Regions from separate parts of the Homo sapiens genome. Here region 2 is linked to region 1. A link is a contact called in ENCODE Hi-C data. All regions are on one chromosome and are shown on one strand. The core of a region is the stretch at or near the end of the contact, and the rest is flanking DNA. Distances in the headings are between cores, read along the strand shown. Region 1 holds the start of MKI67 (marker of proliferation Ki-67). Region 2 holds the start of PPP2R2D (protein phosphatase 2 regulatory subunit Bdelta).

Region 1 (6,760 bases), core at 2,476-4,975:
TCTTGTTCATAGATTGGCAAAGCATCATATTGGATATCTTAGATTACTGACATCTTAAAAAATTAATCAGCCTAATATTTTTAAATGCATTTCTTTTTGAGTTTACTTTTAGTTGAATTTTGAGATTTGTTTCAATCATTATTGGAATTTTGTAGATGTCTTCTGATTTCCCTAGGGAATGCCTTTGTGTCCAAGAACAAGAAACATAACCAATAAAGAACAATACATCCGTAGTTTTCCTATATTAGTAGAAACTATTTAAAGGAGATGAAAATGGAAAGAAGATCATGAAAAAAATAAAACTCCAAAAATGGAGCTACAAAACCGACTTGTAGGTCCAAGATCAATGAAAGTAGAATACGGAAGTCTGGAAGGAACTATACATTGTCCCTGACTTACGTAACAGAGAAGAAAGTTGGGAAGAAAAGTGTGGGCAACCTCCCCACAAGAGACCAGATTAAAAGCCAGGAAGAAGTCTGGGCACGGTGGTTCACGCCTGTAAACCCAGCACTTTGGGAGGCCGAGGCGGACGGATTGCTTGAGGTCAGGCGTTCGAGACCAGCTGGCCAACATGTGAAAACCTGATTCTACTAAAATTACTATATATATATATATATATATAGTAATATATATACTAATTATATATAGTATATATACTCTATATATAATTGTTATATATAGTATATATACTATATATAATTACTATATATACAGTATACTATATATATACACACATACTATATACTATATATAGAGACAGTATACTATATATATACACACATATATATACATATATACATATATATAGCGACAGTATACTATATATATACACACACACACACACACACATACATATATATACACACACACATAATATATATATATATATAAACTGTGCGTGGTGGCTCACACCTGTAGTCCTAGCTACTCAGGGGGCCGAGGCAGGAGAATTGCTTGAACTCAGGAGCCAGAGGTTGCAGTGAGCCAAGACTGTGCCACTGCACTCCAGCCTGGGTGACAGAGTGAGACTCAGTCTCAAAAAAAAAAAAGTGAAACCCCATCTCCACTAAAAATACAAAAAAAAAAAATAGCTGGGCTTAGCAGCAGACACCTGTAATCCCAGCTACTTGGGAGGCTGAGGCAGGAGAATCGCTTGAACCTGGGAGGCGGAGGTTGCAGTAAGCAGAGATTGCACCACTGCACTCCAGCCCGGGGGACAGAGTGAGACTTCATCTCAAAAAAGAAAAACAACAACAGCAACAACAGAAAAGAAGTAACTCAAAATGTTTCAAAGAAGTAACTCAAAATGTTTTTCTTTCTTTCTTCCTTTTTCTTCTCTCTTTCTTTCTTTTTCTCCTCTCTTTTTCTTCTCTCTCTCTTTCTTTCTTTCTTTTTCTTTCTTTCTTTCCTTCGTTCTTTCTTTCTGTCTCTCTCTCTTTTCTATTTTTTTTTTTTGATGGAGTCTCGCTCTGTTGCCCAGGCTGAAGCGCAGTGGCGTGACCTTGGCTTACTGCAACCACTGCCTCCCGGGTTCAAGTGATTCTCCTGCCTCAGCCTTCCGAGTAGCTGGGACTACAGGCGTGTGCCACTACACCCGACTAATTTTTGTATTTTTAGTAGAGATGGGGTTTCACCATATTGGTCAGTCTGGTCTTGAATTCCTGACCTCATGATCCACCCACCTTGGCCTCCCAAAGTGCTGGGATTACAAGCATGAGCCCCTGCGCCTGGCCTAGCACCTTCTAGTTCTAATTAGGCTGCATCCATGAGGGTGGAAGAACTGTCTCTGGAAACAAGCAGTAATTAGGATGAGAAAAGTTGTGTTTTATGGGGTTATGCAGTGGTGGGCTTTGTTTGATCGTTTAATGGGGGAAAACATGGAAACTCATGCCCCCTAAAACGTTTATATAATAGTATCCCCGCACTGAATTTTTCTACGTCAGACTTGGCCCATACAATTTAGAGTTGCTGTCCTGTGCTTTTATGTTGCTTTCCCAGTTTCTCTATTTCCATCAGCAGCTGATATCTTTGTAGTTGCTCTAGAGCAGAGGGCTCAGTCTTTTCAATCTTGTGGTCCCTTTACACTCTTAAGAATTATTGAGAACCACCAGGAATTTTTGTTAATGTGGATGGGTTATATCTAGCTATATTTATATATTTTAAGTTAAGGCTAAGGAATTTAAAAATATTCATTTATTGATTCATTTTAAGATAGTGATGCACCTATTTCATGCTAACACCAATAACTTATTTTTATGGAAAAAAAACAACAAAATGAAAACAGCGCTTTAGTTCACATTTTTGCAAATCTCTGTAATACCTGGTTGAAACGGAGACAGTGGGAGTCTCCTCACTGCTTCTGCATTTGCAGAACCACACCCCACACTCTTGGGAGCATGAGAATGAGAAGGGCAAGTAACACAGAGGGTCATTAGATAAATGGTTTTGACCTTATGGACTCTCTGAAAGGAATAGGAAGTCCTCAGGGGTCCCCTGCATCGAGGCCTCCCTGATCAAGGGAGCCAAGCTCCAAGGGTTGCTGGGGAGCTGGAGGAGGTGAGATGGGGCAGAGAGGCCGTTGTCACCAAAAGCGTGTTTAGGCTCCATTCACTTCACCCCAGGTGGCCTACTGAGCCCACATGGCCACCAGCGCAACTGAAGCAGACCCCGATAGAATCCTGTGTAGAATTATTTTAGGATTCACCCATCTTGGCATGCACAAGCCATTTCAATTGAAGAATGTTTTCTAATAACAAAACATTGTAAACCTAAGTATGTGGCAATAGTAATGATTAAGTAAATTATGGTTTCCCGAAGCCCAGTGCTCTGCAGCCATCAGAGAGTAAAAGCGAGAATGTGTTCAGTGGAGATAGCCTCAGGATATTTAAAAGCAGAGAGCACAAAGTATAGAATCGTGTTGTGTATGTTATGACCTTTTTTTCTGTGCTTTTGAAAAAGAGAATACACGTATAGCAGGAAAAGACACACCAAACTACTTTATATAATTGGTTGTTTTTGTGTTTGGTAAGATGTATGCACTGAAGAGGAAGGTTTCGATTTTTTTTTTTTTTTTTTTTTTTTTTTTGAGACAGGGCTTTGCTCTGTCGCCCAGGCTGGAGTGCAGTGGCGCGATCTCAGCTCACTGCAGCCTCGACCGCCCCGGCTCAAGCGATCCTCCCACCTCAGCTGTCCCAGTAGCTAGAACTACAGGGGCGCCACCACGCCTGGCGAATTTTTTGTAGAGATGGGTTCTCTCCAGGTGGCCCAGGCTGGTTCTGAACTCCCGGGCTCAAGGGATCTTCCTGCTTCAGCTTCCCAAAGTGCGGGGATTACCGGCGTGAGCCACCGCGTCCCGCCTGTTTTTAATTTTTAGCAGTTTTAAATCTTCTGGCAATGAGTAATGTTATAGTGTCCCAGATGTTTGGTCCTTTAAGAAAAGGATAGCAGGACGGGTTATCTCGGTGGGAGCGTGTTCCACCTCTGCCCTCCGCCAGCCGCCCTCGCCGGGGATGCACCCAGGTATTTTCCTCCGGATGCGTGAGTGGCTCGCCCGCGGACACGCCAGCCCCGCCCCGCGAGCCCGGTTTCCCCGCCCCCTCCCCGCCCACGCCCTGCGCTCCCTTCCTATTGGTCCCATGCCGCGCTTTCCCGTTCAATCGCAGCGCTTAGCGCCAGAATTTGAATCTTCGTTTTCGTTTGAATTGGGCGGGCGCGCCGGGCTGGAAGAAGGAAGTGGAGGGCTGACGCTGCGGGCGGGCGGGCGGGCGGGAGGACTCGACTCGGTGGGAGCCGCTAGAGCCGGGCGCCCGGGGACGTAGCCTGTAGGGCCACCGGGTCCCCGTCAGAGGCGGCGGCGGGAGCAGCGGGGACTGCAGGCCGGGGTGCAGCGAACGCGACCCCGCGGGCTGCGGCCCGGTGTGTGCGGAGCGTGGCGGGCGCAGCTTACCGGGCGGAGGTGAGCGCGGCGCCGGCTCCTCCTGCGGCGGACTTTGGGTGCGACTTGACGAGCGGTGGTTCGACAAGTGGCCTTGCGGGCCGGATCGTCCCAGGTGAGCTGCGGCCGGGACTCCTGGGAGCTGTCCGGGGTCGAGGGCTGAGCCGCGGGGACCCCCCGAGCTCTGCGGGGACGGGCAGGGGACAGACGCGCGGCCTGGGCCCGACTCCTCCTGGGCTCTGGCGAGGGCGTCTCGGTGGAAGCTCCCAGGAGGCGCAGGCGCTGGCGACAACACCCCAGCTGCCGGACTTTGGGGCGCCGGGGGCTGCGGTCGGATCGTCCTGGGGTCCCCGCTAGCTAGCTGCGGTGTGCGCTTCTGTGGCCGGGGATAGGTGAATTGGGCACGGGGCCCTTCTTAGCTCCTTTGCTATCAGAGTAACTCGCACCTCTTTTGCAGTGGAAGAGTTGTAAATTTGCTTCTGGCCTTCCCCTACGGATTATACCTGGCCTTCCCCTACGGATTATACTCAACTTACTGTTTAGAAAATGTGGCCCACGAGACGCCTGGTTACTATCAAAAGGAGCGGGGTCGACGGTCCCCACTTTCCCCTGAGCCTCAGCACCTGCTTGTTTGGAAGGTGAGCCCCGCGGGCGCGCGCGGACGTTTTAGCTGAGAAAGAGGAAAATACCTTAGTCACAGAATAAAGTCCAGAAACGCGCTCTAGGATTGGGTCCTGCCGTCACTTTTCCTTGGTGCTTCTCCCATTCGTTACTAAGTTGACATAGTTGTGTTTTTTTGTTTTGTAAGTATAAATTTGATGCTAGTTTGTATGTTTAAGTGGTTTTAAAAATCAAGCCAATTAAAAAAATCGATTTGCTAATGTTGCGGTAAAGAAAGATGTAGATGATCTTCATATGTCACTGGCTGCAGGCAGGCGTCTGAAGACACTGTGCGCCCCCGGGTGCCTCCACAGTGGGCATCCCTGGCCACTGGGGACACAGAGAATGAAGGAAGGAAGCCATACACTTGTCTCTTGGCTCCTTGTGGCAATAGGAAAATGGGACAGAAAGTCTTCCTGCCTGGAATTCGAGAACGTTTCCTCTTATATTGCTGTCCTGTTTGGTGGTGGTAATAACCCTGTCCCTGTATAACAGGTATAGTTGCTGACAGTGCCCCATCAGCCTCTGACATGTGTCCCACTAGAGGCCTGAGAAGGGGGGTCATTTCCCGTGTGGTCATTTCCCAGACCACACGGGATTCAGGCCTCACCCTGTCCTCCCAACCCCATCCCGGCCTCACCCTGTCCTCCCAACCCCATCCCCTACCTTGTTCCTCCCGCCTAAGGCATTCCAAGCCTTTGTTCACCTTGGTACTTCTTACACACTTGGAAGTTTACAATGGGAAAGTTCTCCCCTTCCTCAAGCTTGTGTGATTTCCATCATTCAGGCATCAGGTGAAATGTCACCTCTGAGGAAGCCTTGCATGAAAACTTGTATTTCCAACCCCACAGCTTCAGGGGTGAGTTGTGGGTTTGTCTCCCACTAGGCTGAGCTCCCCAAAGGCAAAGACTGTCTTGTTACTAATCACGTGTGTAGGGCCAGGGATGGTGTCTGGCATAGGGGGTGTGATCAATACCTAGCATTCTGGCAAGGGTCAGTAGAAACATGGGCTGGAGCCATGGATTTGCAATCTCTTGAGAACAGTGGTTCTCACAGGAGGGTCATCTAACCTTCCAGGATTCATTTGAATTTCCATGTCACAATATAGGACAGGGGCATGCGCTGTCATCGCGGAGGAGAGGTCAGGGTGGGCATCCTACCAGGCTCAGGGCAGCCCCCACAATACAGAAGCATCTGGCCCAAGATGTCAACAGTGCCAAAGCTCAGAAACACCCATCTATAGTCGTCCTCCTGCCAAACAAATTCTCAGTTGTAAGGGATAGTCTTTCCTTTGCTCTGATGTCCTGTTACCTTAAAATCAAATTATTTTATTGGGGTTAAGGAAGCTTTTCACTTTCCATAGATACCTTTCTCTTGAAAAGGAAAAATATAAACATTTCATCTCCAGTGGCAGTCCTTTTGCTTTTTTATACAGTACTCCTTGAATATATCTTCATGCAAGATTTTATAATTTAGAAATAATTCCTAAGTGTTTGGTCACATGACCTGGGTAGGAAGAGAGATTCTTAGACTCCAAAGGTTCAGATGGAGAACAGACAGGCCATTGCATAGTTTATTCAAATTTTTAAGATCACAGGCTAGAACAGGAACACTGAAGACTCCAAGAACCTACTAACAAACTCTTCTGATTATTAGTTTGTATAGGTTTAGGAATTGTCTCTTCTGCTACTTTGCCATGGTGTTAGCTTTCTGTGGAAAAACAAGTTGAATTTAGATTTTTTTTTTGTGTCGCTTGCAAATTAGTATTTTTATTGTTTAGAGACTTGAATCTGTCAGTAAATTCAGTGTAGTTTTAAAACAACAATGAAAAGCTTACCCATAATGAGCATTTACTATGTGCTAGGCAAATTAGTGACATGTACAACCATTTAATTGAACATCACATGATGTAGGTTCTAATGTAATTTCTTTATTGTATATGAAGAAACTGATGCACAGAAGTGCTAGCATCAAATAAGCACATTTGGGGATGATTAAACCTCTAAACATATTTAACATTACAAACAAACGTTTTTGAAAAAGCACAGAGTATTAAAAATAGTCATTATCCAAAATTGATGTAAGTATTCCTTTGTGTCTTTTAAGTATAGCTTTTCATATAAAAGGTAATTCGATTTGTGTTCTAGTGTTTTCCCTTGTTTTTAC
Region 2 (6,274 bases), core at 364-2,863, 3.8 Mb before region 1:
AAACAAAAAAAGTAATGCATTTTAAAGAAATAAAATCAATAAACTTTTTAGATCACATAAAATGCACCTAGTTTTAATCTCAAACCATATATATTACGCATTTCTTAGAGCCCAGTTTCACCTGCTTAATAACCTAGGCCCTGTTTGTCCCAGGGGGCGCAGAATCTCCAGATGTCCTCAGGGGTCATGTGCCAAACCAGACACTGCCAGGGAGAGGTACAGGGTAGGGAAGAGGGAGTAAAAGTTCACGGGGTTGGGGGGGCCGAGATGGAGGGAAGTGAACAGGACGTCTGACAAGGGGCTTTTAGTAACTTGAGGCAGGGAAGGTGTATTTGGTGCAAACACCAATCATTTTTAAGAAAAGGTTAAAGGTTTACAATGTTCAGTAAGATGTATGAACAACAACAAAAAAGTCACTATGACTCTGAATCTGAAATATTAATCAAACTTCTAAGACTCGACCAAGTTCTCCATTCAACGGTGAAAAAGGAAAGCTACATAGCTTTTTAACTTTAAGGTGACAGGTAAGCTTCATGGGAAGCTGGGGTGGGAGGCACTTCCCAGTTCCCTCCCACCACCCTAAAACTTTGTGCCTGGGCCAATTTGAGAGTATGATTTAAGGAAAAGACCAGTGAACTTCAAGTAATACCATGAAGTTCAAGACTAAAATCTGGAATAGAGACCTTAAAATATATCAGTAGAGAAAGTAGCAGTACCTCACAGTAAAATTCAAGGATTTTAGAACCGCAGAAAGCAGACCTTAAGAATCAGGGAGCCGAGGCAACCAGCTCGCTCAAGAGCGCACCGCCGATGAAACGCAGAGCCTGGTGGGGGCCGAGGCCCCGACCCAGCCCTAGGCGCGTTCCCAGCCTCTGGGCCATTGTGCCGCGCTGCCCGAGCGCACGATATGGACTCCGTTCCCGTCCCCGGCTCCGCCGCGGTCTCCTCAGTTCCGCCCCAGGCAGGAGGCAGCCCCGGGCTTCGGTTCCGCCCCGGGCAGGAGGCAGCCCCAGGCGCTGGGTTCGGAGGACCCGGCCGCCCGTGACCTTGGTGACTTACATAAGTCCCGCCGCGGGCCCGACGCCTCCGCCCGTGCCCCGCGGGCCGGGACAGCGGACAGAGGACGGCCGCCCCCCGATCACGGCCCCCAGCTCGGCCCCTGGCCCCTGCCCCGCCCGGCCCCCATCCTCCTGCCTGCCTTCCACGGACGCTTGGGGCCCGGAGGCCGCGCGCGGCCGGGCTGGGAGCTGTCCGCGAGGGTCCCGGGGCGGGGCGCGGCGCGGGGCTCACCTTCGGCCACGTCCTCGTCGATGGCCCCCTTGACCTGCGAGAAGCACCACTGGAAGTCGTTGCCGCCCGCGGGGCAGCCGCCGCCTCCGGCTCCTGCAAACACAACGGGGCGGTCAGGCCGGCCGCGGCCCCCGCCCGCCCCCGTGGTCCCCGCCGGCCCGCGCAGACCCCTCACCTGCCATGGCAGCCGGCGGCGGGACGGGCGGGGACCGCGGCAGACCAGGGAGACGGCCTCCGCGCCGCTGCAGCCGAGCGCTCAGCCCCGGGGCCGCCACCACCGCCGGCGCCGCCGCCGCCGCCGCCGCCGCCGGGGAGGGATTTTTTTCCCTTTTCAAAATGGCGCCCAATGCCCGTCGCCCCGCTCGATGACGTCATCGCCCTCCGCCTCCTCGGACGGGCAGCGGACGGGGCGGGCCGCGGGGGCTGCCGGGGGCGCCCAATGCGCCTGCGCCCGGCGCCGCTCGGCTGTAGGGGGGAAGGGACGCCTGGGCGACTGCGGAGGGAAGCCGGGGTCGCCGGGCGCAGGCCAGCTCCTCGGCCCTCGGCCCTAGGCCTCCCGCAGTGGTCCGGTGTGCACCCGGCGCTCCCCAGAAGACTAGCGCCGCCGGCCGCCCCTACTCTCCGGGGACTCCCGGAGAGCCTAAGCTGCGGCCGGACACGCCTTCAGGGCGCCGCTTGGCCGGACACGCCCCCATCCCGCATCGGCCAATGGAAACGTGGGTTCTCCGTGGAACCGCCAATGGAGGACGCGCTTGGCGGCGGTGGGCGGGCATGTGGGCCGGCCTCACCTGAGCGCGCCGTACCTGAGCGCTGCCTCCCGCCCACTGCCCCCGACGCGGAGTCTCGCTCTGTTCCCCGGGCTGGAGTGCGGGGGCGCGATCTCGACTCCCTAAAAGCCTCGACCTCCTGGGCTCAATCCATCCTACTGCTTCAGCCTCGGAAGTAGCTGCGAGCACAGGCACGCGCCGCCAGGCTCGCTGATTTTTAAATTTTTTGTAGAGACGGGGGTCTATGTTGCTCAGGCTGGTCTCGAACTCCTGGGCTCGAGCCATCTGCCGGCCTCGGTCTCCCAATCCTGTCCACCTCCCTTTCGGAGCGCACCGTTGCTCACCAGATGGCTACCTTAGGGGTTCTTGGAGCTCCCAGTGCAGTCTTAGGGAAACAGGGCCGATCGTTTCATTTGCGGGTGGTTTTCTCTGGCATACTGAGCGATCATGGGTGCTCCTCGACTTACAGTGGGGCTACCCTCCCCGCAAATAAGCCCTTCCTAAGTCAAAAATGCATCTAATACCCAATCTACCCGTCGTAAAGTTGAAAAATCTGAAGTCGAGCTATCATCAGGGGGACTGTCCCTATGGGATTGATGTCCGGAATCAGAACTTCTTTCAGGGTAGCTGCGGTGGGCACTGATGGTATTGCACCACTAAAAGACAGTCGCTGCAAATCAGGAACATTCGTCCACTCCATTAATATTATTTATTGACAGCTCCTGCCACGTGCGGCACACTCCACAGCCCTGGGGGTGAGAGGTTAACAGAGCAGAGAAATCTCAGCCCTGGTAGAGCTTACCTTTCAGTGGGGGAGACAGACAATAAGGAAATAAATACATAATAAGTCGGAGCTGGAGAGAAAAATCAGGGAAGAAGGAAATGTGTATGGGGAGAGTTGGAGTCTTGCACGGGGTGACTGGAGAAGACTCAAGGATAAAGAGCAAACCATGCAGACGTCTAGGAAAGCTTGGCCAGGAAGGGGAGACCACCAAGTGCCAGGACAGGAAGGAGGGCCATGCCTGGCATGGGCAGGAGGCAGCCAGAAGCTGCGTGGGTGCAGAGTGAGTGGAGGGGAGGCCAGGGGTTGGAGTCAAGGCAGGGAGGTAAGTGGAGGAGGATGGACAGTGGGCAGGCCATTTAGGGGACTTGGACTCTGAATGAGATGGGCTCATGAACAGAAGACGATCGTGATGGACTTGGGCTTTTGGATGCTCTGCTGAGAATAGCTTGTGGGGACCCAAAGAGGGGAAGCAGGGAGACCAATCAGGTGGCCAGCTGGGCTGACCAGGCATGGGGATGAGGATAGAGTGGTGAACATGGGGTGGGGTGGTGAGAACCAGTCAGATTTCAGAGAAAAGTGCTTCGACAGCAGAGCCCCTGGGATTTGCTGATGGAAAAGATGCGGTGTGAGAGAAAGCAGGGACTTAGGAATGCCTGCTCTCGGGTGGTCTGAGCACCTGGAAGGATGGAGTTTCTGCAGCAGAAGGCACAGCTGGGTGGGGGCGGTGCAGCCCGACCAGAGGTTCGCTGTCAACACATAGTGCTGTTGCACAGACAGGCTGGGAGCACACAGGGAAGTCAGAGCCAGAGCATCAAGGTGAGAGCATTTAGAGGTCATTTCAAGTCAGGAAACTGGGTGAGGTCACCTCAGGAGGGAGGACAGATGGGGGACAGGACCAAGGACAGAGCCCTGAAGGGGTGAGGACGTGGAGGATGAGTGAGCAGCCTGCGAGGTGGGCTCCTGGAGAACCCATCTCCAGGATCCACTGAAGACAGGAGGGAGTGGCTGCTCTGTGATGCTATGTGATGAGTATACAGGAGTGACCATTTGGTTGTAGGGACTGGGAGGCCATTACTGACTTGGACGGAGCGGTGGCTATGGAATGGACTCAGATCACAAGTTTGCAGAGGGCTCTGGGGACAGTGGCAGGAGAGGAACTAGAGGCAGTGAATACCTACTTCTCTGTTGAGGAGAAGAAGAGCAGAAAAATGGGGCTGTAATCTTGTTTTTAAAATGTAGATTTAGCCTATCTGCCCAGGAAGACACTTGAAAACCTGAATTAATGACCAGATCTCTTTTATTTGTTAACTTAAAAACCTGACAATTTATAAATTTAGAAAAAGAGGAACTTTATTTCTTATAAATGGTTACAGCCAGCAAGGTGGCCATCCCCCAGGCCAAGATGGGAGATGGCTCTTCGTAGGAGGAGGAGTTGGGGCAGGAGCTCTATGCTGAACGGGTTGGCTAAACATACATAGACAACAGGCTTTGGGAGGAGCTATGAATACTCAGGAAGGGGCTCCTGACACGTGTATTATGTAACATAGGACCCAATCTCACTCTGTCGGGGAGACTAAACATTTGAATATATTACGACTGTAATCCCAGCACTTTGGGAGGCCAAGTCTGGCAGGTTACCTGAGGTCAGGAGTTCGAGATCAGCCTGGCTAACATGGCGAAACCCCCTGTCTACTAAAAATACAAAAATTAGCTGGGCGTGGTGGCGCCCGTATGTCTGTAGTCCTAGCTACTTGGGAGGCTGAGACAGGAGAATCCCTCCAACCTGGGAAGCAGAGGTTGCAGTGAGCCGAGATCGTGCCGTTACACTCCAGCCTGGGCGACAGAGCGAGACTCCGTCTCTAAATAAATAAATAAATAAATAAATAAGTAAATTAGGACTAGGCCCTGTACCTCAAGAGGTCTTTTCAGGACAGGAAGGCATGCAGATGTGCAACCTCTGTAAACCGGCCAGAACCAGTCCAAGGTCGGTGGTTTCTTATCAGGAGACAGTTACAGTCTTCTGTCCAATGAAAGCTGTAGTTACGGCTGCTGGAGCAGGGCTGGGGGTCACTTAGTGGCTGGTGGAGCTGCAGTTGCTTAATGTTGCTCCTATCAAGGCCAGTGCTTATTTAGCTGCTGGAGGGAAGGAAAACCCAACAGCAGTGGGAACGACGTTTTCTCTGTAAGTGTGCGGTGCGTGGCTTCACCCTCCCCCCGCACGGCCTTAGGCCCTGTTTATGATTTGGCATCTTACTGCCACAGAGTCCGTTCTGTCAGTCTTATGGTCTCTAGTTTAACGTTAACGCTGGTCTGTTGTGTCCAAACCACAAAAGGGCGGGGGTATCAGGAGGCCTGTCTGACCTCCCATCCCCCATTATAGCCTCAGTGTTGAGGTTTTCCTGGGGCCCCCCCTGGCCACAGGGGTGTTCGTTCAGCCAGTGGGGGATGTAGGATTTTATTCTTAGTTCCTATGTAACTGCTTTAATGTGTGTTAAATATGTCTTTTGAAGTGATGACAAGATAATTAGTTTTTGTTTAGAATGTATTTTCTGGTTCATTAGCTCCCATTAAATTAAACTAAAAACAAGATATAGCCACAAAAGTAACATATTCCTGAGACTGGGGGGCTGCCTTCCCTGCGTCCCACTGTGCATCAGCTGACCAGCAAGAGATTTTTAACTATTTTTTAAAAAGAGATTTTTAACTATTCTTCTTATGATGCTAAAAACTTAAAATATTTGGCTAAACCACAATGACTTTTGCGCCAACCTAATAGCTCAATGAATTTCTCTGTTTGGATTCTAATTGGTGTTTACAAGTTTCTGAGTATTGACAGCAATTTTATTTTTTAAAATTGTTTTTCAGATCTCACAGCTGAATTGAAAATGCCTGGTGTGTATTAGAATCTAGCCTATTGTAATCATAGAAGGCAGTACTGTTCAGTAACTAAAAGGCATGAGCTACTACTGATACAAACAGCAGTCCCAAATGAGTCCCCGAAATATTACGAAAATGAAAGGAGCCAGACACGGAGGCGTGCAAGCTGCATGCGCCCCTTTATTTTATCATACTTAGTCTCATGTGTCAATGTAGCGAGGGTATAGTATGTAGTTATTTCATCAGAACTAAGCCAAGTATTGCCACGAGGGTGTTTCGTGGATGTGGTTAACACCCACAGGCAGTTGACTTTGAGAAAAGGAGATTACCCTTGATAATATGAGTGAGCCTCATCCAATCAATCAAAGGCCTTCAGAACAAATACTGAGGTTTCTTGGAGAACAAATTCTGCCTCCAGGCTGCTGTATCAGCCCTTGCCTGAGCTAGCCTGCCGGCCTGCCCTGCTCACCCTGTGCACCCTCTGTTTTTGAACTTGTCAGCCTCCACAATTGTGTGAGTGAGTTCCTGAAAATAAAGCTCATTCCATACACGGTTT

Evidence for each region. A loop is a pair of places that touch in the nucleus more often than their neighbours do. Pooled maps may share reads with other maps.
Region 2: a loop to region 1 is called in a map of naive thymus-derived CD4-positive, alpha-beta T cell, with 5 times the contacts of the local background. The contact joins the promoter of PPP2R2D here to the promoter of MKI67 in region 1. A Hi-C loop is called at or near these places in 1 of 168 maps with a recorded cell type or tissue (naive thymus-derived CD4-positive, alpha-beta T cell), 6 of 37 single-sample maps with no recorded cell type and 10 of 50 pooled maps.

The regions. Positions count from the first base shown.
Region 1 is chr10:128,123,388-128,130,147 of GRCh38, reverse strand. MKI67 (marker of proliferation Ki-67) reads left to right here and starts at 3,725. Exons shown (of 15, transcript NM_002417.5): 1 at 3,725-4,049; 2 at 4,392-4,572. The coding sequence starts at 4,481. RefSeq lists an enhancer at 3,236-3,465 and a silencer at 3,576-3,945.
Region 2 is chr10:131,896,347-131,902,620 of GRCh38, reverse strand. PPP2R2D (protein phosphatase 2 regulatory subunit Bdelta) reads right to left here and starts at 1,613. Exons shown (of 9, transcript NM_018461.5): 1 at 1,466-1,613; 2 at 1,291-1,383. The coding sequence starts at 1,472. RefSeq lists silencers at 804-853, 1,034-1,433, 1,504-2,013 and an enhancer at 2,254-2,353.